Regions from separate parts of the Homo sapiens genome. Here region 1 is linked to region 2. Evidence: chromatin loops called from intact Hi-C (ENCODE). Cell type or tissue: IMR-90. All regions are shown on one strand. Each heading gives the region's core, and the rest is flanking DNA. Links, peaks and the distances in the headings are about the cores only.

The links. Hi-C counts contacts between places; a loop is a spot of excess contacts. Peaks named below come from ENCODE experiments on the same cell type or tissue, not always from the same donor. Only the 100,000 strongest peaks of a DNase experiment are listed, where the experiment ranks them.
Region 1: a loop joins it to region 2, with 8 times the contacts of the local background. A loop is called at or near these places in 2 of 110 quality-filtered maps.

What each region holds. Positions count from the first base shown.
Region 1 is chr2:40,206,814-40,218,781 of GRCh38, forward strand. All of the region lies in intron 2 of SLC8A1 (solute carrier family 8 member A1), which reads right to left. The region is part of intron 3 of SLC8A1-AS1 (SLC8A1 antisense RNA 1); the gene reads left to right. Among named protein-coding and RNA genes, the nearest start is that of SLC8A1, 240 kb to the right of the region's middle. RefSeq lists an enhancer at 3,633-4,227. In IMR-90, for the core only: a CTCF peak has its summit at 6,515 (motif pointing right); a DNase peak (open chromatin) is centred at 6,428; H3K27ac peaks cover 161 bases.
Region 2 is chr2:40,754,822-40,766,789 of GRCh38, forward strand. It overlaps LINC01794 (long intergenic non-protein coding RNA 1794), which reads left to right. Exons shown (of 4, transcript NR_183396.1): 3 at 317-398; 4 at 9,436-10,137. The region is part of intron 2 of LOC105374497 (a long non-coding RNA gene); the gene reads right to left. Among named protein-coding and RNA genes, the nearest start is that of LINC01794, 14 kb to the left of the region's middle. In IMR-90, for the core only: a CTCF peak has its summit at 5,436; a DNase peak (open chromatin) is centred at 5,420.

The DNA of each region.
Region 1 (11,968 bases), core at 1,759-9,758, 550 kb before region 2:
GCAATATCTTCTTAAGAGCTCGGCGAAAATGGTTTTCATTTTCTTCTTAGATTCTTTTAAGAGGTGCCACATTGTAAATGATCATAATGGCACAAAATGTGAATTCATGTGGAAAAAACAGGCATTAATGATTCTGAATACAGAAAAGCTGGATTCTGAAGGGAAGAAGTCTTAACTAATTTACTTCAAAGTATTTTCCTTATGATGTATGAAAAAGAATGATAAGATAAAAATCTATTTAATTAAGACCAAAAACATCTCTGTAGGTTTAAAATAAAATTTGTACGTGGTAAGAAAGCATTGTGTCATGGTTACTTATGGGCATTTTTTCTTGGTTAGTGATACATAAAATAATGGTATATACAATCAATGCTGTCTTAGGTTCAATTAAAGATGATGTGACTCCTACATCTACTTTATTTCCTAGGGCCTTTTTTTCCAAGTGATATGTTCCATCCACTGGGAGCAATTTTCAGCTGGCCAGACACCTTCCCATTATCCCCGAAGCAGTGTGATTTTATCCTTTTACATGAACAATGCCCTTAGGGAGAATGACAAAGATACTGGCTTTCTGAATGGCAATATATTGGATGGTCTTATCTATAACTTTCTCATTTTTCCTATACAAATGTTGGGTTCTATTTCTTGAATAAGTTCTACAGAACTCATGATTACAGTTTCATAAAAAAAAAGTGATCCAAGGTATAATAAAATATTTTTTTAACCTTGGGTTTTCAATATAACTACTCGAAATGACTTTAAATGCTACACAAAATATATTTTTATATTAAACAAATCCACATTAAGAAGATGAAAATAATATAAAATGATTGCTTAAAAAATATGGGCATAATGTCCCCATATTACAGATTCTGGCTCCAAGTTTCTAAGTCATATAATGGGAATCATGTCTTCTGGAATATTTGGTTTAACGGTGTGTAGTGCCAGGGCTAGAAAATGTGTTAAGTTGGTGAAACAACTACCCTTTCCCTTTTTTTAGTATTTCTAGAGTGTTACCCTTTGGGGCTCCCACCAGTTTGGAACCTGTTTTACTTAGAGTGTTTTCTAAAATAAGGCACCAAAATATGTGCTAGGGCTGCACATATTCAAAGTATGCTGCAGCTCTGGGAAGTTGGGCAGATTGAAGTAACCTTAGGGTCCGTGAACCAGACCTCCTTCACAGCCACAGCACTGCAAGAGCTTCCTCTCTTCTTGTAAACCAAGCTATCAAAGATAACTGTTACATACATGTATATTCACCTCTGACACCTACAGCCAAGGAATGAGATGAGAACATGAAGGAAGAAGTTAGGCGCAGGAAAAATAAAGGGTGTTAGTAGTGTCCAGCTTGTAGAAAGAACTCAAATTATGCCTCAGTCCAGTGAGCACTGAAGAAAATTCCTCAAGTTTCTCTCTGGGCCTCTTGCTTTCTAGTTCCAGCTCTCTTTCCATAGTCAAGGTTCCAAAGGCCCACCTCCTCTCCTCATCAAATGCTTTTTGCAAAAACAGATCTAAAATCTCAGATATACACATGACAGATAACTGCTTGAATTTCTCTTAGGAATCACTAGGTACTTCTAAATCACTGGAGAGTCAATCTGAAGTCAGATGCATACTCCCTGAATATTAGTCTTTCAGGTATCACTGGGCAGGAAGGGGAGGGAATGGAGAGAGATTCTGGGCCATGTGTGTAAGAGGGAGGGCAGCTTGTCTGAGAATCCAACAGGAACTCCCTTTTTTCTAGGCATCGTCCAGAGATTTTGGTTACAATACTTGGAGGTAAAATTATATAGAGGGTAATGGTTTTCTCTTTGGCACATCAATCAACTCTGCTCTATGATCCTATAAACAGGAAAGAGTTGCCAAATTTGGGCACCAGAGGAATCCTTGGGGCTCTCAGCAGTCTCCTCTTCTTACCACAATGCAAAGCAAACAAGAGTTGAAATGAGAAACCAGAGGGCAATTAGTGTCCTTTTTTTCCTTCTCCTCTCATGTATCCATTTAGGCTTTAATGCACTTTAAAGAATTCAGAACACTGAGCACCAATAAATGCTTACTTTTCAAGGGAAAAGAATCCAAGAATGTCAAATTTGGAGGCCTTTGAGATGGTTTAGTCCAGATGTCAGACATCATTCATTTAGTAATTATTTACAAATTCAGTAATTATTTACAAATACCAATTATATGCCAGACACTGTTCTGAGAACTAGCTACAGATCAGTGAAACAAAAGAAGAAAAAAAAAATCCTTGTCCTGTCCTTGAGATGAGACAGGTGCATGTAATATATAATAATTAAAGTATTTAGTATGCTAGATGTGCTATGGAAAGAGTACAGGAAAGCTAGGGAGATGAGGAGTAATGAGGTGAGAGATGGCAGTTGAAATCTGAAATAGGATCATCAAGGTAGGCCTTTCTGAGAATGTGACATTTGAGAAAAGAGTGTGAGGAAATGAGCAAGTTAGCCATCTGGATTATTTGAAGGGGAGGCAGGGGCAAAGACAGTCCAGACAGTACACATATGTGCTAAGACAGGAGCGCCTCACCTGTGTAAGGTTTAAGGACATTTCTATGGCTGGAGAAAAATGATCCTGGAGGAAAGGTGAGAGTTAAGAGTAGAGTGAGGGGAAGTGGTTGGTGGGGCCAGATCACATGGGCCATGTAGACTCTTGAAAGGACTTCTGAGGGAAATAGGGAGCCACTGGAGGATTTTGAGCAGAGAAGGGATATAACTTGACTTATACTTTACAGGATCACTCTAGCTACTCTGTGGAGAACAGATTGTAGAGATAAGGGTGCTACCAGGGAGGCTACTGTGGTTCCCGGCAAAGGATGATGGTGCCTCAGGACAGGATAGTAACACTTAGGAAGACAGAGTATAGAGTGATAGACGCTGGCCCATGGGTAGATGTGGTCATGGGAGTCTGCGGAGAGTCTCTTCTGATTGCTTCTATTTTCTCAGGGAGACAGGAAGCAAAGCAAGATCATCAGCTGACAGTAAGACACAGGAGGGGAGGCACTGGACATCTGAATGGGGAGAAGAAGGCTTGACTGAAGTAGCTAAGACAGTGGCAGAGGAAATGGACTAGGGAAATACAGATTGACTTATGACATCATCAAGTGCCTACTACTTAATATTGCCTCTGTATCCACAGCTCTCAAATCTCCAGGCAGCCTCTATTGATTGATCTGAGTTGGCAGATGAGTTGGCAGGTGAGAGAATGTATATTTGCTAGTTCTAATCTAATCTAATTCTGCTTTAGTAAACTGAGGCCTAGACAGTGCCTTTTAAACATCTATCTATCTTTGGGGAGGGTTTAAATTATGAATTACCAATCAGCTATGGCTCCAGTAAGGAAAACATATACAGTACCTATTTAAATATCATGTAGCAAGAGGGCCTGACAACTAATGCTCTTGGGAATTGATGCTATAAGAGAAGGGTATGAAGAGCTGCAGATGAGTGCCTGAAACAAGAGCTTTATTAACACAGCAGGAAGAAGATACCTGCTGGCTGGATTTTCACTGAACTCATAGCTCTTTGCATTTGGGCTCAAGGTCTTAATCTTCTACAAGTAGTGACTTCAGTTTCTAAAGGTTTCAAGGGGATCATCCAGTGCTTGTCTTTTGAATAGACTGGCATGACTTTTAAACAGGACCCAACCAAATCACATTTGATTTCAAGAAATTGAAGGGATAATTAAGAAAGTGTTAGTCACTACTGAATGTAGTGTATATGCTTTCTTCGGAATTTTAAGGGGGGAGAAAGGCCCATTAAGTCATCTTAAAAGGGCTCTTGCTGTAAAATGAAAGGTGGAGAAGGGGTAAATCTGAAATGCAAATGAATTTCCTGTTTCACCAGAAATTCAGTATTATCTAATGAATGCTGAGTAATTGAAGCACTTATTGTCATTTCTGCACCCACACTGGGAAATGGTTTCTGACCTTTAGATTCCCTACTCTTCTGAATTGCTTCTCATCAGCTCTCTCTTTATTCTCACTCCCACTCAGTTTACTTCTTGGAAGGCCTGTTGACCTTTACCTTTTTGTCATGTACAGAATACAGAATGGTTATGTATATAAGGTATCATTAACATCATAAGGCTACATGCAATTATAAAAGAAGATGAGGGATAACTTACACAGGACATAGTCCTTGCTAGATTTTATCAAGACCCTCATTTTCTAGTGGTATATCACCTTTGGAAAAGCCAGGCCATTCTGAAGTAGGTCTTTGTCTTTCCAGTCTAGAAATAATTGTTATGTCAAGTTCAGTGATAAAATGAATGGCTGCCATTGGCTGAGGACCCACTGTGGGGCATGGAGCTAGTGGGCATCTCTCCAGTCATCTCACAACAACCTTGCTCATCTCTTCCTTTTAATTATTTTACTGTGCATACTCATGAGATCTGAAACTCATGTACGTTGGCACCTTTAACATAACTACACTAGTTCTTCCTATAAAGTTTTCTAATGATAGTGGAACTTTTAAATTCAGTTTAGTTTTTGACATTTTATTTGTCTTTTTGAGAAGCCAGTAGGACTTCAAAATGTTGGGCTTTTCCAATAGACAGCTAAAAATGTAGACCTGAAGTTTACAAAAATGATTAGAGCTAAAGGTATAGATGGGAAAGTCATCAATGCTGAAGTGATAGTCATTATGTGGAAATTTAGCAAAGGAAAGATACTTGGAGGCATGCTAAGTGGTTGAAAAAGGCATCTTGGAAGATTTTCATGTTTAGGTGGTGGGAAGAGAAACACAAGCCAGAAAAGAATCCCTCAGGGACAATGAGAAAAGCAGAGCAGCAGACCCTGTGAAGTTATGGAAGTGAAATGAATGGATCCTGAAGGTATTTCAAATGGTTTGGACTATCAGGGCCAAAAAAGAACTTCTGGAAATCTGGACTTGGACAAAATCAGTCATCCTTAAGGGGCTGGATTCAGCAAAGAGGTAGATGAAAAACCCAGGTTCTAGGGTCCTCTTTTATTTCATGGGAGTGATACAGAATCCGGATCACTTTAGAAATAAAGCAAAATAATTTTTCTGAAGATGTGAACAGTGAAGTGATGTGTCTGTCACACACTAAAAACATAAAAGATGATGCATGAATAAAATAGGGAACAGCATCACTAGTTAATGCCCACATAATATCATAATTCTATACCTAATCCAAATTTGATGAACAAAATATATTTAGAGCATAAATAAAACATTTTCAATTGTTCATAATATATTCTCCAATGCACTGTATTTGTCTTGGTTTGAAAAATCCATAAAGATTTTATGTAATTTAAATAAGCAATGAAGAGAGGAAGAGGAGGAAAAGGATTTCAATATGGCCCAGAGAGAGAGACAGAGAAAGAGACATAAATCCCAGTTAATCTAAGGGAAGACTTTTAAGTCATAGTTCCTCATTCTGGCGACTTATCTGTTACTTATTTCCAGGTGCTAAACAGAAGAGATGCAATATCTTTTTTTTTTTTTTTTTTCCTGAGACAAGTCTCGCTTTGTCGACAGGCTGGAATGCAGTGGTGCGATCTTGGCTCACTGCAACCTCTGCCTCCCGGGTTCAAGCGATTCTCCTGCCTCAGCCTCCCATGTAGCTGGGACTACAGGTGTATGCCACCATACCCAGCTAATTTTTGTATTTTTAGTAGAGACGGGGCTTCGCCATGTTGGCCAGGATGGTCTGTATCTCCTGACCTTGCAACGTGTCTGTGTGGTCCTCCCAAACTCCTGGGATTACAGATGTGAGCCACCATGCCTGGCCGAGATGCAATATCTTGAAGGCATCAGGGATCCTGTTGTTTCTCTTCAGATCTATAAATCTGCTGCCTTCTGAAGGCATTAGGAGCACCTCAAAGAAAGCAAGATGGAGCATTAACAAGTGAAGACTCTTCTTCTTTTCTTTTCTTTCTTCTTGCTTGCTCTTTTCTCTTTCTGCATCAACAATTTCAAATTCTTGGGCAGAGTATTGCTTGAACTCAGAGTTCCTGTTTGTGCAACAGTGCTGCCTTCTGCTATCAGCCACATGTAGACTTAGTTGAGGAGTCCTATGTGTAGATTCATAAATTTAGGGCAACAAAGCATGTGTGTGTAGGGGGGTTGGGCAAGAGAGCTAAGGCTAAGTCAGGGCCAGAAGTTGCCTGTAAGTAGCTCTGTAAAGCACCCATGTCTGATTTGTGGAGGTGACATCATCATTAGCTGCAGATCAATACTGACCAGAATTTAAGGTACTATGCCATAGCTTTAAGTCTTCATAATTTAAAGATGACTAAGTTGTCTCTTCTCTGTAGGTCTCTACTTTGAGTTAGATGACTTCAGAAATGATCACACATTTCATGTCAAATTTCCAGGCCTCAAATTCCTGTTCCCAGTGATATGAGTACCCACAGATAATTCACTGGTAAGATCACCGAGTGACCCAGGAATGAAACCTACCATTGAAGATGTTTATTTAGAGCTGTATCCACTGTCCACAGCCAAGGGAAATAGCCTTTTCTAGACTGGATATATTTGACCAGTAGATGGAGTAAGTGGATCCCAGAACCACCAACTAACCACCCAGAACCTGCTGATCAATGCTGTTGTCTTTCAATATTCTATCAAAAAGGGACAATGCCATCACCAGCAACTAAATCTTGAGCTTAAGGTGCATCTTCGGCAGGTGAATGTCATGTGTGACAGTTGCTCATGGATGAATGAATAACCGAAAGGGGCACCAGCAGTAGCAAAGTACTAAGATACTGAGGAAACTTGGGGTACTTAACCAAAGTCCCTTCATTTCTTCACAATTATGCTTAACACCAACCAGCCCAGCATCTGACAAACAATCCCAAGGACATTTTTTCCCCCGTCATCTCAAATATTTTTTCAAAAGTGATCATTTTACTCTGTGTTTTGGTAGAAGGGGCGAAGTCCACTTTGCAGCTGGTACAACAGAAACTAGAGCTGCATCAATTCTCTCACACTGCCAAGCCTTTCTTCTGGCAGAAGCGCTGGGGATATTACACTGGGGATAATTCATCAAGCTTGCTTTGGGTGTTCCAAATTTGCAAGCTGTGGCTAATTTCCAGAGACTTCAGGGCAATAATCTCTGCTTTCCTAAAAGAAAAACAGTAACCACACCACCTTTCAATTAAATGGGTCATGGAAAATGAATAGCCACAGATGATCACAGATATTCAGAAATCCTCAGAAAACCTAAGTGTGTAGCCAGTGGTAGAAATGATGACTGTGTGGCTGAAGAAGTCCCATTTGATGAGGGCTAGGAATCTGGCATCTGCGTCTGCCTCCACATTTGTTTCTCCCCATACATTTTCCATGTATGAATATGCACACACATGCACATGTGAAGCCTCACATGTTCAAGACCAAAACATATTGCTGGATATTAACAAAAGGAATTATAGCCTCTTCAGCTATGAATCAGGTGAAGTTTTCCTCACAGTCTCTGGAGTCTGCTTTGCCCACAGAAAAGCAGACTTCCTTCCCAGGTCAGTAAGCCATGCTGGAGAGTTGCCCTCAACCCCGCAACTCTCCCCAAATATATCTGCTGTCTTTTATGCTTTCCAGGCCCCGTGTTCAGAAGTTGTTTAGCAGATCATTTCTTTGTACACTATCTTTTTTTTTTTTTTTCCTCTTTTCTGAGATGGAGTCTTACACTGTCTCCTGGGCTGGAGTGCAATGGCGCAATCTTGGCTCACTGCAACCTCCGCCTCCTAGGTTCAAGTATTCTCCTGCCTCCGCCTCCCGAGTAGCTGGGATTACAGGTGCCCAACACCACACCTGGCTAATTTTTTTTTTTTGTATTTTTAGTAGACACGGGGTTTCGCCAGGCTGGTCTCGAACTCCTGACTTCCTGATCCGCCTGCCTTGGCCTCCCAAAGTGCTGGGATTACAGGCGTGAGCCACTGCATCCGGCCTGTTTGTTTGTATATTATCTTAACTCATATAATGGATCAGTATTTTTTTGAGAATTTCCAGGCCAACATTCAGAAGAATAACATATGGTAGGCATTTTAAGCAATTAATGGATAAAGGAAGGGATATTTGAGGGCTGTCTCATCCCAAACTACCTTAGTTTTTTACTCTGGATTTTCCTTTCTATGGATATGTCAATGATTTTACCGGATCAATTCTCATGGAGCAGTGGACTAGTTTGGGATGGTCCCTACTTTCAATTTCAGGAACACTGTAAAGTCAAACAGAACCTTATGAGTTTTATATTTGCTAGTTCTTTTTGTGCTATGTATTTATTATATGTGTAATTTAATAGTTTCAATTCTTTTCTCTGCTAAAGTATTTATGAGTTGTAGCACAGAGAAAGAGCTCAATATATGCTAATTATTATTATTAATATTATTATCTTTAGAGATAGGATCTTACTCTGTCTCAGGCTGGGGTGAAGTGGTGTGTTCATGGCTCACTGCAACCTTGAACTCCTGGACTCAAGCTATCTTCCTGCTTCAGCTTTCCTAGTAGCCGGGTCTAAAGGTACACACTGCTATGCCCAACTAATTTTTTAAAAAATGTTATGTAGAGGCCGGGCGCAGTGGCTCACGCCTGTAATCCCAGCACTTTGGGAGGCCGAGGCGGGTGGATCATGAGGTCAGGAGATCGAGACCATCCTGGCTAACAAGGTGAAACCCCGTCTCTACTAAAAATACAAAAAATTAGCCGGGCACGGTGGCGGGCGCCTGTAGTCCCAGCTACTCGGGAGGCTGAGGCAGGAGAATGGCGTGAACCCGGGAAGCGGAGCTTGCAGTGAGCCGAGATTGTGCCACTGCAGTCCGCAGTCCGGCCTGGGCGACAAAGCGAGACTCCGTCTCAAAAAAAAAAAAAAAAAAAAAAAAAAAAGTTATGTAAAGACAAGGTCTTGCTTTGTTGCCCAGGCTGGTCTTGAACTCCTGGCTTCAAGCAATCCTCCTGTATCAATGTAGTGTTGGCATTACAGGTCTGAGCCACTGTGCTTGGCCTATGTTAGCTACTATTATTATTATTACCTTATAATTGCTAAAGCCATCTACCTGAAAATCTATTCCAATCATTCCATAGTTCTCAGCTCCAAAACCAGTGGAGATTTGTTTTTTCATAATCCTACCAAACTCCTCTGCACTGGTGTCATATCTGACAAAATACCCAGAATTAATTGCCAATGGGTGATCATGGGTTGACATATAAGCCTTCCCAGTGTATGCTTTTTTTTTTTTACAATTTTTTAAAAATTTTACTTTAAACTCTGGGATACATGTGCAGAACGTGCAAGTTTGTTACATAGGTATACGTGTGCCATGGTGGTTTGCTGCACCTGTTGACCCATCCTCTAAGTTTCCTCCCCTCAACACCCACCCACCGACAGGCCCTGGTGTGTGGTGTTCCCCCTCCCTGTGTCCATGTGTTCTCAATGTTCAACTCCCCCTTATGAGTGAGAACATGTGGTGTTTGGTTTTCTGTTCCTGAGTTAGTTTGCTGAAGATGATGGCTTCCAGCTTCATCCATGTCCTTGCAAAGGACATGATCTCATTCTTTTCATGGTTGCAGAGTATTCCATGGTGTATATGTACCACATTTTCTTTATCTAGTCTATCATTGATGGGCATTTGTATTGGCTCCATGACTGCTATTGGAAATAGTACTTCAATAAACATACATGTGCATGTGTCTTTATAGTAGAATGATTTATATTCCTTTGAGTGTATACCCTGTAATGGGATTGCTTGATCAAATGGTATTTCTGATTCTAGATCCTTGAGGAATCGCCACACTGTCTTCCACAATGGCTGAACTAATTTAAATTCCCATCAACAGTGTAAATGCATTCCTATTTCTCCATTGTGTCGCCAGTCTCTATTGTTTCTTGACTTTTTAATAATTGCCACTCTGAATGGCATGAGATGGAATCTCACTGTGGTTTTGATTTGCATTTCTCTAATGACCAGTGATGTTGGGCTTCTTTTCATATTTTTGTTGGCTGCATGAATGTCTTCTTTAGGAAGTGTCTGTTCAGATCCTTCGCCCACTTTTTGATGGGGTTATTTTTTTCTTGTAAATTTGTTTACAATCTTTGTAGATTCTGGATATTAGATCTTTGTCAGATGGATGGATCGCAAAAATTTTCTCCCATTCTGTAGGTTGCCTGTTCACTCTGAGGATAGTTTCTTTTGCTATGCCGAAGCTTTTTAGTTTAATTGGATCCCATTTCTCAATTTTGACTTTTGTTGCCATTGCTTTTGGTGTTTTCGTCATGAAGTCTTTGCCCATGCCTAGATATTGCCTAGGTTTTCTTTTAGGGTTTTTATGGTTTGGGGTTTTACATTAAAGTCTTGAATCCATCTTGAGTTGATTTTTGTATAAGGTGTAAGGAAGTGGTCCAGTTTCAGTTTTCTGCATATGGCTAACCAGTTTTTCTACCACCATTTATTGAATAGGATATCATTTCCCCATTGCTTGTTTCTGTCAGGTTTGTCAAAGATCTGATGGTTGTAGATGTGTGGTGTTATTTCTGAGGTCTCTGTTTTGTTCCATTGGTTTATATATCTGTTTTGGTACCAGTACCATGCTGTTTTGATTACTGTAGGCTTGTAGTATAATTTGAAGTCAGGTGCATGTTATTTCTTGACCTGAATCTTTCCTTTGGGCTTCAGTTTTTATTAGGCTTTTCCTTTGTCCTGTATAGTTTCTTGGATGCTTCTCTTCTCTACACTCAAGGTTTTCTTTCTGTTGTTGTTGTGTAGGCAACACAATAGATGTCATCTTTTGGGAGGCTTCCTAATGCTGCTTTTGGTGTTCTTGTGAGCTCAGAGGATTCCTACTTTAGAGTGAACTGTAATGTCAACCTCTACCCTAGACAATGAGTAGGAACCATATTCAATAGAATAAGAAGGTGAGGCTTTGCTAAAATTATCCCATCTGTCAGTCTGTGAAACCAGTAGTTTGAAGATTGTAATCACAACATTGACACACATAATGTTAATTTCAAGCAGTTACATAACTTAATTGATAAGTCAATCTAAATCATACCTGCATGGCAACAGAACTAGGGTTAGAAAGTGAAAAATATTGTTAAGTAACCATATACTTCTCTTAGATTTGATCTGGCAGCAGACATTTCTGTATTCTGAGATAAAATAGCTGTGGTAAACAGATTGTGTGAAGGCATGCATTTGCATCCAGGCCTACAGGACCAATATTAAGAGAAAGGGAACAATTAATTTGTCTCAGTGGGGTAGTAAAGAGACACAGCCTTCAGAGTACTATGGGAGGTTATATTTCAACTTCTTACAGTTAGTTTGTAAATCTAACTGTAAGACTGGCATTGTTATTAATGAAAGTTTCAGCTAAGAATGAATTAGATCTAAGTTACACTTTATCAGTATTTATTCTTCCTGCTACCTATTAAGGGCACCTGAACTGCTAGGCTTACATAAAAATGTCCCATTTCCTGTTGCTAGCTGTGCTTTCCTTTGATAAACTCATTACAAATTGCATGTAATTACTGTATTGTGAAGAAGGGAGTGGCAATAAATTAGGCACAGAATTTTTGAATAAAACTAGGCAGCTAGAAAGACTGTTTCTAAATAACAAAAAATTTGATATGACCAAGTAGGTTAAAATTACCATTACATATTTGATTGGTACAAAATTAATTGTGGTTTTTACAATTACTTTTTAACATTTTGCCGCTACTTTTACTATTTTGCCATTACTTTTAATATGGCCCATTTTTAATGGCAAAATCTGCAATTAATTTTGCACCAACCTAATATTATCGTATATGGAATTTTCTGTATATAAAGCAAAGGGAAAAAAAAGGAGGCATATAGACCTTAGCTTATGTACTTTATGATTATAAATGATTACATTTATCTAGTGACCATAATGCTTTATGAAAGATGAAAACATTCTTCTGGGGGAAAAAAAAAAAACTAATTAACATCCTTGCTTGCAGAGATTGGTAGACCTGTTTC
Region 2 (11,968 bases), core at 1,801-9,800:
ACAATTCCAGTGTTGCTGCTTATATAAATGTATGCATTACACTGAAGTACAAGAAGTTAGACTGATTTGAGTAATTCTAAACACTAGTTCAATATACAAAATAGAAGGAGCAGCTTTCAATATCCCTCTAAAAGACCATGCAATGCTTATTACCCAGTTTCACTGCATTCCAGGCCACCATTTCACCTGCAAAGGGGAGTTTAAGATTATGCCAGAGCAAAGGGCTGTGATCACTGCTTGGATTTCATTTGATGGGTTTAATAGACAGGAAATCTGCCATGGAGATGACATCTGCAATATACCTTTTATCCTGAAGAATCAGGGAGAAGCTATTTTGAGAACTTAACACAGTATTTAACATGGGATTTCTGAATGAAGACAGTTTATGGATGAATAAGGTAAGTAAGCATTTAGACTGATGGGAAAAATAGGAGTTGCCAAATCCATTCAAATTTTAAAAATTATCTTTTTCTACCTTCTTGTCTGAGCACCTGAGAATAAATCAACATGTGTCTTTGAAAATGTATATTTAATAACAAATAGTACTTAACACTACAAAGTATTTCATACCGATGGTATTCTTCTGATGACTAAATAGCATATTTCCTAATCTCTACACAAAACGAAATTCTATAATTTAACTTTTTGGTCAAAAAGATGAACTTTGAAACATTTTAAATTTTGAAATTTTATAAAACATTTAAAAGTAGATGAGTATCTGAATATCAATTAAGCCACGTAGCCCTTGGTAGTTTCTTATTCACAGTAACGATTTCATAGGTAAGAGTGCCTGTTATCACTAATTAATATCAAATATTAAAAACTATGTAATTCCCACCTTTAAGGATACTTTAATATATTGTGATTATTAATTTAGATGAACTTTATGAAAAACATTTCGATTAAAATGTCTCTCATTAACAGAGAATACAGAGGATTTCTCTTCTGAACATATGACATTTTTTTTTCCAAATTGCATAAAATTCAAAAGCTCCTTTTTAATGCAAAGATAGAATTGAATGACTACTTTTGGTATTTGTTTGGTTGTGTGTGCTTTGCTTCCAGAAAAATAATTGAACTCTTTTTTTTTTTTTTTGGTCTAAAGAATCAGCATTAAATCTTGCTTACCCATTTGTACATTCATTTAGTAAGCAAATAAACTACATTAATAGAGTGAGACTTATAACAGCAGAATTTTTTGGAAGATCTTGATAGTACTATTAGCCTATTGAGTCAATGATTTTGGCCACTATGACAGTCAACTTCACTCTTTCAATAGCCACAATTGATATAATTTGCCATATATGCTTCAAAATGTTTTATTGGAGGTCTGGATCCTGAATAACGTTTTATACTAAATACTTGTTTTTTTTTTTTTTTTTTTTTTTAGTGACTTAGAAAACAGTTTGATACTATTAAGGAAGCCATAACTGAATTATATTAAAGCTGGAAGCACAACACTATCAAACACTGAAACACACAAAATGATTCTTTGTTTTATCCCAAGGTATTAGTGATAAAAAGATCATAGTTCTCAAACACAGATTTATTTCCTTCCTCCCTCCCTCTCTCTGTCTCTTTTTTCTTTCTTGTTCTTTCTTCTTCCTTCCTTCCTCCCTTCCTCCCTCTTTCTTTCCTTTCCTTTCCTTTCCTTTTTTCTTTTCTCCTTTTCTTTCTTTCTTTTTTCTTTCTTTCTTTCCTTTCTTTCTTTCTTTCTTTCTTTCTTTTTTCTTTCTTTCTTTCCTTTCTTTCTTTCTCTCTCTTTCTTCCCCCTCCCTCCCTTTCTTTCCTTCCTTGCTTCCCTCCCTCCCCCACTCCCTCCCTCCCTCCCTCCCTTCATTCCTTCCTTCCTTCCCTGCCTCTCTCAGTCTGTCACCCATGCTGGACTGCAGTGGTGCAATCTCGGCTCAAGTGATCCCCATTCTTCAGCCTCCCGAGTAGCTGGGATTACAGGTATGCACCACCATGCCCAGCTAATTTTTTGTGCTTGTAGTAGACATGGGGCTTTGGCATGTTGGCCAGGCTTGTCTCAAACTCCTGACCTAAAGTGATCAACCTGCCTTGGCCTCCCAGAGTGCTGGCATTTTGGGCATGAGCCAGCATGCCAGGCCAGCATTATTTTTCTTTTGCATATCTCAGTTTGATTTTTTTGTTAATGTAAATATGAAACTTTTATTTCATATTTTCCTGACAAAGTAATACAAGCTCATTTGGAAATTTTTGAAAATGCATCACACGTTATAATGAAGATATAAAAATCACCAATAAGTTCATCAATCAGTTTAAAAAGTTAACTTGTTAGTGCATTTTTCTATAAATATTTAGATCATATTGTAGGCACTATTATGTATATTACTTTTTTGTTAAATACTATATCAGATTCACTTCCATTACATAAAGAATGTAGCGAGACATATTTTCCAAATAGCTGTGTAATATCCTATCATGCACGTTACCATGTTTCATTTAACTGTTTGATTTTTAAGACTCTTCTTTACATCACAAGCATTGCTTTTGTTTAAAATTTGATGGTTCCATATCTTATCATCATAGCCTCTGTTACTGTAATAAATAGGTATAGATTTATCTAGAATAATACTCACAGAATGATCAAAGTATAGAAAGTTGATTTTAAGAGAAAAGTTAATGAAATTTCCAAGAAAAGACTGAGTATTGTAATACAAAATTTAAGTACTGAGTATAAAGTAGATTTTATTCTAAAGTTGACTATCCCTTTCTTGAACATCAAAGCTTGATGAAAAATATTACTTGAAATAAATCCTGACTTATTTTGATTAGGCAAAGGAGTTACTGAATGTCTGGACTTCAGCGAATTAAGACACTGAGACTTTCTCGCTATTGAAGCTACCTTGAAACAATAAACACTAAATACCTAGTTGGTTTGCCAAAAGCATAAAATGTTACTTTTCGTATTTGATTTTCTTTCCCAAATCTATAATATAATCCAGAATTTGTACACATATTTTTTTCCTGATAATTAAACGTGTAGACAATGGGAATATAAGAGTTTCCAAATCCATTCAATCATTTTATGAACTTTTTCTACCTTCTTTGTGCTCCTGGGAAAAAAATCAACACATACATTTTAAAAACATATTTGATAACTGAAACTAGTTAACCTAAACCCAAAGAAGGCCTACCCTTCTACCATGTCCAAATTAAAACTAAAATTATTAACAGTTTGTTTCTTTACATCCATGAGAATTTGCTTCAATTATTTCTTTTCATGCCAGTTTCCTTTTCAAACCCTTCCTTAGACTTTCATTATATGTTTTCTAGTTACAAAGTCCGGAAAAGATATGCATAGAGATTGGTGTATCCAGGAACAGAAAACCAAACACTGCATGTTCTCATAGGTGGGAGTTGAACCAATGAGAACACACAGACACAGGGAGGGGAACATCACACACTGATGCCTGTTGGGGGATGGAGGTCTGGAGGAGTAGTAGCATTAGGAGAAATACCTAATGTAGATGACTAGTTGATAGGTGCAGCAAACCACCATGGCACATGTATACCTATGTAACAAACCTGCACGTTCTGCACATGTGTCCCAGAACTTTATATATATATATAATGTATGCGTGTGTGTGTATAGAAATTGGTATATCATGATGCTTGCTTAAATACTCCAGTTTTTTACTCTATTTGGTCAGCATAGATCTCATAAGATTTTTCCTTTGATAAAGTTTTGTATTACAGAAGTTGTGAGCACATAATCTTTTCTTCCCATAGCTTGCTCACATTGGTGGATGTGGTAGTTCTTCAATCTAGTTGCCACATTTCCTGCAGATACTAGGCACGCTAATTATGTCTCATAAATACAGGTTAAGCTAATCAAGTACTGTCTTGCTGTGTCTTTGTCTCTGTCTCTGTGAACACATTACATTGCTTCTTTGTACCCTTGCCAGCAAAAAAGAGAAATAATATCTATAACCTTCTCCCCTCAAGAGTATTGTACTTGTTAATAAGTATGCAGAACTTTCAGAGAAAGATACAGTGCTTAGAGCTCTGTGGAAAAAACACTTGTATATAAATGTAATATGTCATTTTTATAACATCTCCTAGCAGCCTAATGAAATGAACACAGGCACTCCACCAACACATTTCTTACTTGGGCTACATCCAACTCACCAAACACAATTAGGAAGTGAAATTCTTCTTGTTACTGTAAACCGTAACAGCCCAAAACTCCGTTTAATGTAGGCTCATTTTGGATTCTGTCCAGTGAGATATTGAAAGTACTAGAAGATCTTCATTATAATATGAATCTATATGGATGATTTTTTATCACAAGTTTCCAATGTGTTGTTTATGGCTTCAAACAGAAAATGATTTGTGTTTCTGTTTTGGTTTTAGTTTTAGCTATTGCTATTTCTAAAACAAATTAAAATTTACTTTTTGAAGTATTTGACACATATCAATGATTGGATCTAAGTTTCATACATTTTCTCTTTCTCTTCTAAAAATGTTACCCCCTTTGCAATCTTATTTCTCTTCTTTCAATTTCAAACTTGTGAAACCGTAGTTGTCAGCTTTTACTTTTATTCTCTTTCCTCCCACTCTTAGTTTAAAAAGTGATATACCCTTGTTTTGCCCTCTTGAATTTACTGATTCAATTTTTCTGGAATAGTATTTAATTATTCCAATAACATTAGAAATAAGTCCAGAATTTTAAAATTTTAGTTTGTTTGTTTTCCTAGCCTCACTCTCCTTATGTCTTAGATGCATTTTATGGTATTGATTTTGATATGCTTCTCATACTTTACCTTCCAATTCATTTAATCCTTTCCAATTAGGTCTCATTGTCTATCTTTACCTCTCCTATTTTCTGTTAAATACTGGCATTGTGATAACATCTTCACATTCTACTACTCCTGTCTAAATTAGGGCTAAAGTTATTTATAGGCCATGTCTCTACATCCTTGAGAATTTGCCTTAAACATTCCTTTTATAATGGCAGTTCTCTGTTCAAAACTTTTTCTGAACTTCATTATATCTTCTTATTTACAAATTCCAGCTGAGTACATGGTTTATAGCAGCCACTCAAGAAATGTTTGTTGGCTAGTCTGAATGCAGTGGTGTTTAAAATCTCACAGACACACACACAAACACACACACACACGTGTTAAATAGATTAATACTTGTTTGATTCTGAAGCATTTACCATTTCCATTTCTATGTATTACTTGTTCCATTTAGTATCCAAAATTTTATACCAATGACGTGATACGCTAGAGGACTACATTCTAAGTCTCTTTTATGGATAGCACTTAAGTATTTTTCTTTTCTCCAATTAAGTTGGAGCCTGGTTCAGGGGTGTGATAACTGGCTACAGACTACTGCATCAACTGCTACTCCAAATGTGTCCATGCAAGGCACCACTGCATCTGCTCCTGGCTCTCTGCTGTCCTCCAGTGGTTACATGTTATATTCCCCCACCCAGAATGTTACAAATAAGAGAATAGAGCCCATACGAAGATCTGAAATGTTCTGTCCCCACTGTCTCCACAAACTGGATTAGCATTGGCTAAGCTAAGTAGTAAGAAGAACCAATGTGGCCTATCATTAAAAGACAAGATCCAGATCAAGGTACCCGTGGAATCTCATTACTGTTCCTTTCATTGCTATTCAAGGCAAGCTGCCTAGAGATCACAATCTACATATCATCCCCTGGTCTTTTAGCACATATGCCACTCAGTGCGTTTCAAGACTTCAATCAGCCTAACCAAATTATATGTTGTGAAAAAGGTATTATTTCACTGAAATTACCAGCGGCTTAGTACATTAATATTTCCCCTAAAAAGGGGGAGTCAGTAAACCTGTAGTGTCGAGGATGGCAGGAGCAGGAAGGAAAACTCATGGAGCCAGTACTTACTTGGGATTCAGCAAAATTGTCTCAAAATCCCTTAAACTGTTACACTTGTAAAATTCTGGCCCATTAGGAGACATGGCCTTAATTAAAAGGTTTAAATTTTAACCTACGCACAGTCATGGAAATAGTAAGAACCTCCCACCTCCCAGATCTCCTTTTGTTCTAGCACACATATATGACATGTAAAAAAAAAATTAAATTCTGAAGTTTCCCTTCCAAATGAAAAATGACAATTCTTAATCCTCTATAATTCAGTTATTGCAAAACTAACTTTAATTTACTTTATTTGGTTTGTAAACTGTGAATTTTATGCAAAGAGATAGAATTAGTGGAATGATTACTATAACACATTTACTTATAAACATTTAAGCAACTATACATTTCCTTAAATCTGTGGTCATGAGGAGCTTGACCTAGTGAGACATAGTAACGTTCTTGAGTTACTAGACTTTTTCCTATTGAGTTGTAAGAGTTCTTTATATGTTCTGGATATAACGCTTTATATATTTTTATATATATAATAGTTTTCCCATTCTATTGCAGACTTGTTAATATGACTTTTATAGGAGAAAAAATTTTAATTTTGATAATAATCATTTTATCGAAGTTTCTTTTATGTTTTGTTCTTAGGTGCCCTTAGAAATCTTTGCCTATACAAGGCTGCAAATATTTCCTTCTAGAAAATTTTTAATGTTTTACAGGTACTATATGATCCATTGCAAATTAATTATAGAATGTGGTGTGAGGTAAGGGTCAATATTGAAATCTTGTGCTTCCTGTACATGGAACATGGATCTGCATTTTATTTCTTCTGTTTTTTAATCTGGATGCATTTTATTTTATTTTACTTATTTAGTTTTACCCTACAAATTTAAATCTGCAGCACACTGTGCACTAGAACTGGAGATAGTTGATATCGTGACTTGTTCATCACCTCAGAGGAACATACTATTTCCAAATTAAGCATGATGCCAGATATATGATTTATGGATGCCCTTTTATAGTTTAAGGAAGTTTGCTTCTCATTTTGATTTCCTTCTCTTCTTATTTTTGAGTTTTATGGATGGCATTTTTTGAGTTTGAGGAAGTTTCCTTCTCTTACTATTTTGATGTCCTTCTTTCCTTTTTTTGTTGTTAGTAGTAGATGTTGAATTTTCTCCCTGAGAGGACTCCCGAGTAACTCTCTTCCATACATATTTCCACATCAGATCCTGGTTCCTTGGAAATTTAACCCAAGAGATCTAGTTTCTTTCATTGCCCCATAAGACATTATATACTTTAAGAAACTTTAGAAAGAAGTAAATATTACACTAGACAGGAAGAGAAAATGTGAAGCTTGCACTTTCTGTCCATCAAAGCACATAAGATGAAAGAAATCAGAGATATGGGACTCTGTATCTGAAATGCCTCTTTCCAAACTGTGTTCTTAGAGTAGGAAAGCTTATTGAATAGGTTTAGAGAGAAAGCTGAAATCAAGGATAGTTTATCCTTGTCCACCATTTGGCCACCTGGGAAGAAATGGTCGTGCACACTGTCATGTGCCAATACGGAGATGACAGAGAAAGAGCAGAGAAAGAATAAATGAACACGGGAAGGCATTCCTAAGCTGTACTGTAGCCATATACCCTTACAGGAACCCACAGATTCCTACATTTTCTAGAAGAGAGTATAAAAAAGTAGCTGAACATCTAGTAGCTATCACTGTGGGAGCAAAGGATCTTGAATATTAAGGGCTACTGAGAAGGTTCATTTATCCTGCAGTCATGATTCAGGAAAAGTTCCTTGGGCCTCAGTGAGAATAAGTCATCGAGGGAAAGCTATAGGATTGTGGCTAGGCCAGGAGGACAGAACTCATTAATGCATACTAGTAGGATGCTTGTGGATATGAACAGACTATCCTCATCTTAGGGTATACCAGCCTCCACACAGCCAGTGGAGAGCCACCCAAGGACCAGCATGAGACAAAGATAACCACTAACCCCAATCTCATGGTGACATCCATGCCATCTTATTCCAAGATGTCGTCTTAAAAAGGAAAAGTGTGGGTAAAACAGCCTTAATAGGACTTGGAAATTTAAACTGTCAATTATACTTTCAGAATAGGAATTGTTGGAAATCAAAAGAAACTTAAAAATGAAAGGATAAGATATAATTAGAGAAAAAGTTAAAATTTGATTCATTACTATATGTCAATGAGGTACAGAAGTGAAGCAGATATATTTTCTCTCCATATTGAAGTGGTAACTTAAATTCTTAACTCTACAATACTGCTAGTAAGCGGTAAAGATTCAAAGTGGGCCCGATTCTATGACTTATTCACCGAAATACTAGTTCTACTGAGTTCACTTTAAGGCATAATTGAATGTCAGTAAAATATTACTGGTTATTATGAAGTCTCAGATAAACCAGAAATTAAATCTCATCATCACTGATATACTAACTACATATATAGAAAGCACGTTACAACTCCAGAAACAGATGCATACATATGCACATATATACATATGTGTGTGGGCATGTGTTTATATACATATGGAGTTTCTAGGCCTAACACATTGATAATTGAAGGTAGTTTAGGTTTCAGCAACCAGGCCATGTCTCATGGAATGGAGATATTAAATCATGGAGGAAACTGTCATAAATTATCAGTAAGGGACTATATAAAACTTGATGTCTCCTGGAGAAAACTTGTGTCTGGCTAAAATTTAATCTCTTCTTTTAATGTCCTCAAATGGTCTCAACAGATTCCTTTCTGAGGGAAATATAGCCAAAGGTAACCATGTTAGGAAATAGTGATCTGGTTATGTGTCTAATTTTACCATTCTGGGAAACCTTCCCACAGTTGCAAATTTCTTACCTGAAAATTTAACATGGGCACTGCATCGGTCTGTTCTCTCGCTGCTAATAAAGACATACCCAAGGCTAGGTAATTTATAAAGGAAAGAGGTCTAATTGATTCACAGTCCCACATGGCAGGGATGGCCTCACAATTATGGTGGAAGAGCAAGGGATGTCTTACAAGAGAGCTTGTGCGGGGGAACTTTAATTTATAACGCATCAGATCATGTAAGACTTATTCACTACCACGAGAACAGTATGGGGAAACTACCCCCATAACTCACTTATCTCTACCTGGCCCGGCTCTTGACATGTGGGGATTATTACACTTCAAGGTGAGATTTGGTTGGGGACACAGCCAAACCATATTAGGTACTCTAATAGGTGGTTGGAAATAGCTGGTAAAAATAATCCCAAATCTGCTTTGCAAAGGTAACAGAAACTTTAAACAATATTTTAAGTATGGATATTGGTGTCTGTGTGTGTGCGTGTGTGTGTGTGTGTGTGTGTTTAAAAGTTTATATTGGACAATAGCAAACTACCTTGGAGAAAAGTTGATTTTGGAACATAAAAATCTCTTCATCACAAAGAGCAAATTCTAAATATATATCACATGGAATAATCAGGAAAAGTACTATGGGAATATTTTAGCTCTCTAGAAGGAAATACTAATCCAGATGTCTTTATTAATTGTACTTTAGGGCAACTTTGGTTCTTTTCAGAAGGTGCGTGATCTGGATGGCTGAAGTTGCTGATTTTGGGGGGTAATCTACAAGGAAAAGGTGATGAAAATACCAGAAACAGTCTGTATCCTACTATGTGGCTAACATATGAGGAAGTCTCAACATGCAAACTTTGGCAGATAAAATCTTAGGCCATGGACAAGACCATGTCCCTTTGTGAAGACAATGCCCACAGCAAAATATTTTTCATTAAATCAAGGAAATGGATACTAGTGAACTAAGATTTTATATATAACTAATAATAAATACCAATTATTTTTGCAAGCATATCTCATCACTGAAATATACATCTGTATTTCAATGTATTATCCTAATATTGATTTCCCTGGGGGAATCAAGAAAAGGATTATCTATTTAAAGAGAAGGGAATATCAAGCCTGTTATTGCCACAATGTGGAAGAATCAACAAAATAACTGTTTTCAAATTTCCAGATATTAATTTTGTCATCATGTATACAAACTTATTTACCAAACATGCTTCATTCTACATTTCTTTCTTGACAGGTTTTACAATCTTTGTTATTCTGTTTTCAAACAAAAAATGTAAAATGCCATTTCTATCTTTATCACTAAAGCTTCCCATCAACACGTTTATCTCTTTTCACCCACATATCTGATTGTATTTTGAATGTAAAATAAAAACAGGCTTTAAAATGAAAAGGCTTTTATAAAATAAAAATTTGCTGTAGAAGAGAAAAAAAATGTAAGAAACTCAGATTTCCACTGAATTTCCAAGGGCCTGTGGGGGCCTAGTAGTGAAAGAGTGATATTTTATAAGTGAGTAAGTATGAATGTTCTCATAGGTTTTGTGTAAAGATGATATACTTGTATTAATGAATGTTCTGTAACAGGGATATTCTTTTGGTTAGTGGTCCTTTTGAAGATGTCAAGATGAGATTGTGTGTCATCCAGATCACATGACATATATCATTCCTCTCAGTCCTTGAATTATAATAGTTATAAGGCAAAAACAACACTTGACCTTTTGGGTTCCCTGATATGTTTACAAAATAATTTGAGTTTTCAAGTGTAATATGATTTAAATATGTGTGCTAATGCTTCACCAATGATTAGGAGTATCTGCTATATGCAATATGTGATTTGTCCTTACTTATATTATCAATAATTATGACCTTTTAATTTCTCCACTCTTTTAAGTATAAAACTTAGGTGCAGTTGACAATGTTTTTGAAAAAAATTGGGTCTTAATATTTCCCAACAGAATTACGTTTTAAAATACAAACGCCTCATTTTATACATGGGTGTAATATTTCAAAGATGGTCTAGTAGAAATTTAACCTCATTTAAAGCACAGACTGAATAGGATGGTTGGAGACTTTATTATTGCTGTAACTCAATGCAGTTTAAATGCTACAAAATTAAGTGATATTGCAACAAAGTAAGAATTGTAAAGGCAGCCAAACTCTCTTAATCTTTAAGTCTTTTAGGGAATATGTAAGAGCTAATGTAAATAGGGGCACTGTGCATAGATGGATATAGAGCAGATTTCAGCAGAGAAAGCATCTTCATGTCAAAGTAAGTACAAGGGATGAAAGGGACTAGTCAACCAACATTCTAGTTGTAATTTTTTCTCACCACTACTTTTCTCTTGTCTTATTCATAATTGCCCTTCATTGATCTTGCTGACACCACTGATTATTATTAGCTGCTTTAATATATGTAGTGCAGGTCTCAGTGACTAATACAAATTGTGAAGTCCTAAATTAGGGAGAAGTAGTTGGGCTGGTGGGACAAAGGGAAAGCAAAATGAGAAAGCAGATAAGTTTTAAGTCTGCCTTTCTACATAGTCCAGAACACATAGTCTTCTTGTGCCCAGTTATCACAAGACCCTCAGCTGATGGAAAAATGCAAGTTAGCTCACTGCAACCTTGGTGTTATCAGTACTGCATAGAGCCCTCTTTAGCACAAAGCAGAAGCACCATCCTATAAAATCTCCAGCAAGCCTTTGTGTCCTTGCAGTCAGCTCCTCTCTTGCTGACTTGCCCATTGCTTCCTTGCAATGTATTTTCATACTGTCTCTAATGAAACTGCCTTTCTTTACCTACAACTGTCTTTGTAAATTCATTTTACTGCTCATACAATACTGGCCTCAGTTGCAACCTGCAACACAAATATCAAAAAAGGAGGATGCTACCTGGCAGCATTATGCAAGAGAATGGAGACTCACAAATATGTGTAGGAGTATGTGTGTAAGTGTAAGAATATGAGTTACCAAAGATGGCCAAAGGTACCTGAGAGCAACCAGTGTGACTGTTGGAGAAAGAGGAAAATTGAGAAAAATCAGGATTCCATGGGTAGGTTAACTAGTGAATGAGAATATGGAAATGAAAATACAGGAAAAAGAGAAGCGTGTAGCTTACTAGTTGATGGAAACAAAGGTACAAAACATGTAGGATAGTGGGTTTTAAACATTTTGATTATTATGTTAACAATTAGGACTAACACCTCAATGGAACACTGAGTTCCCATA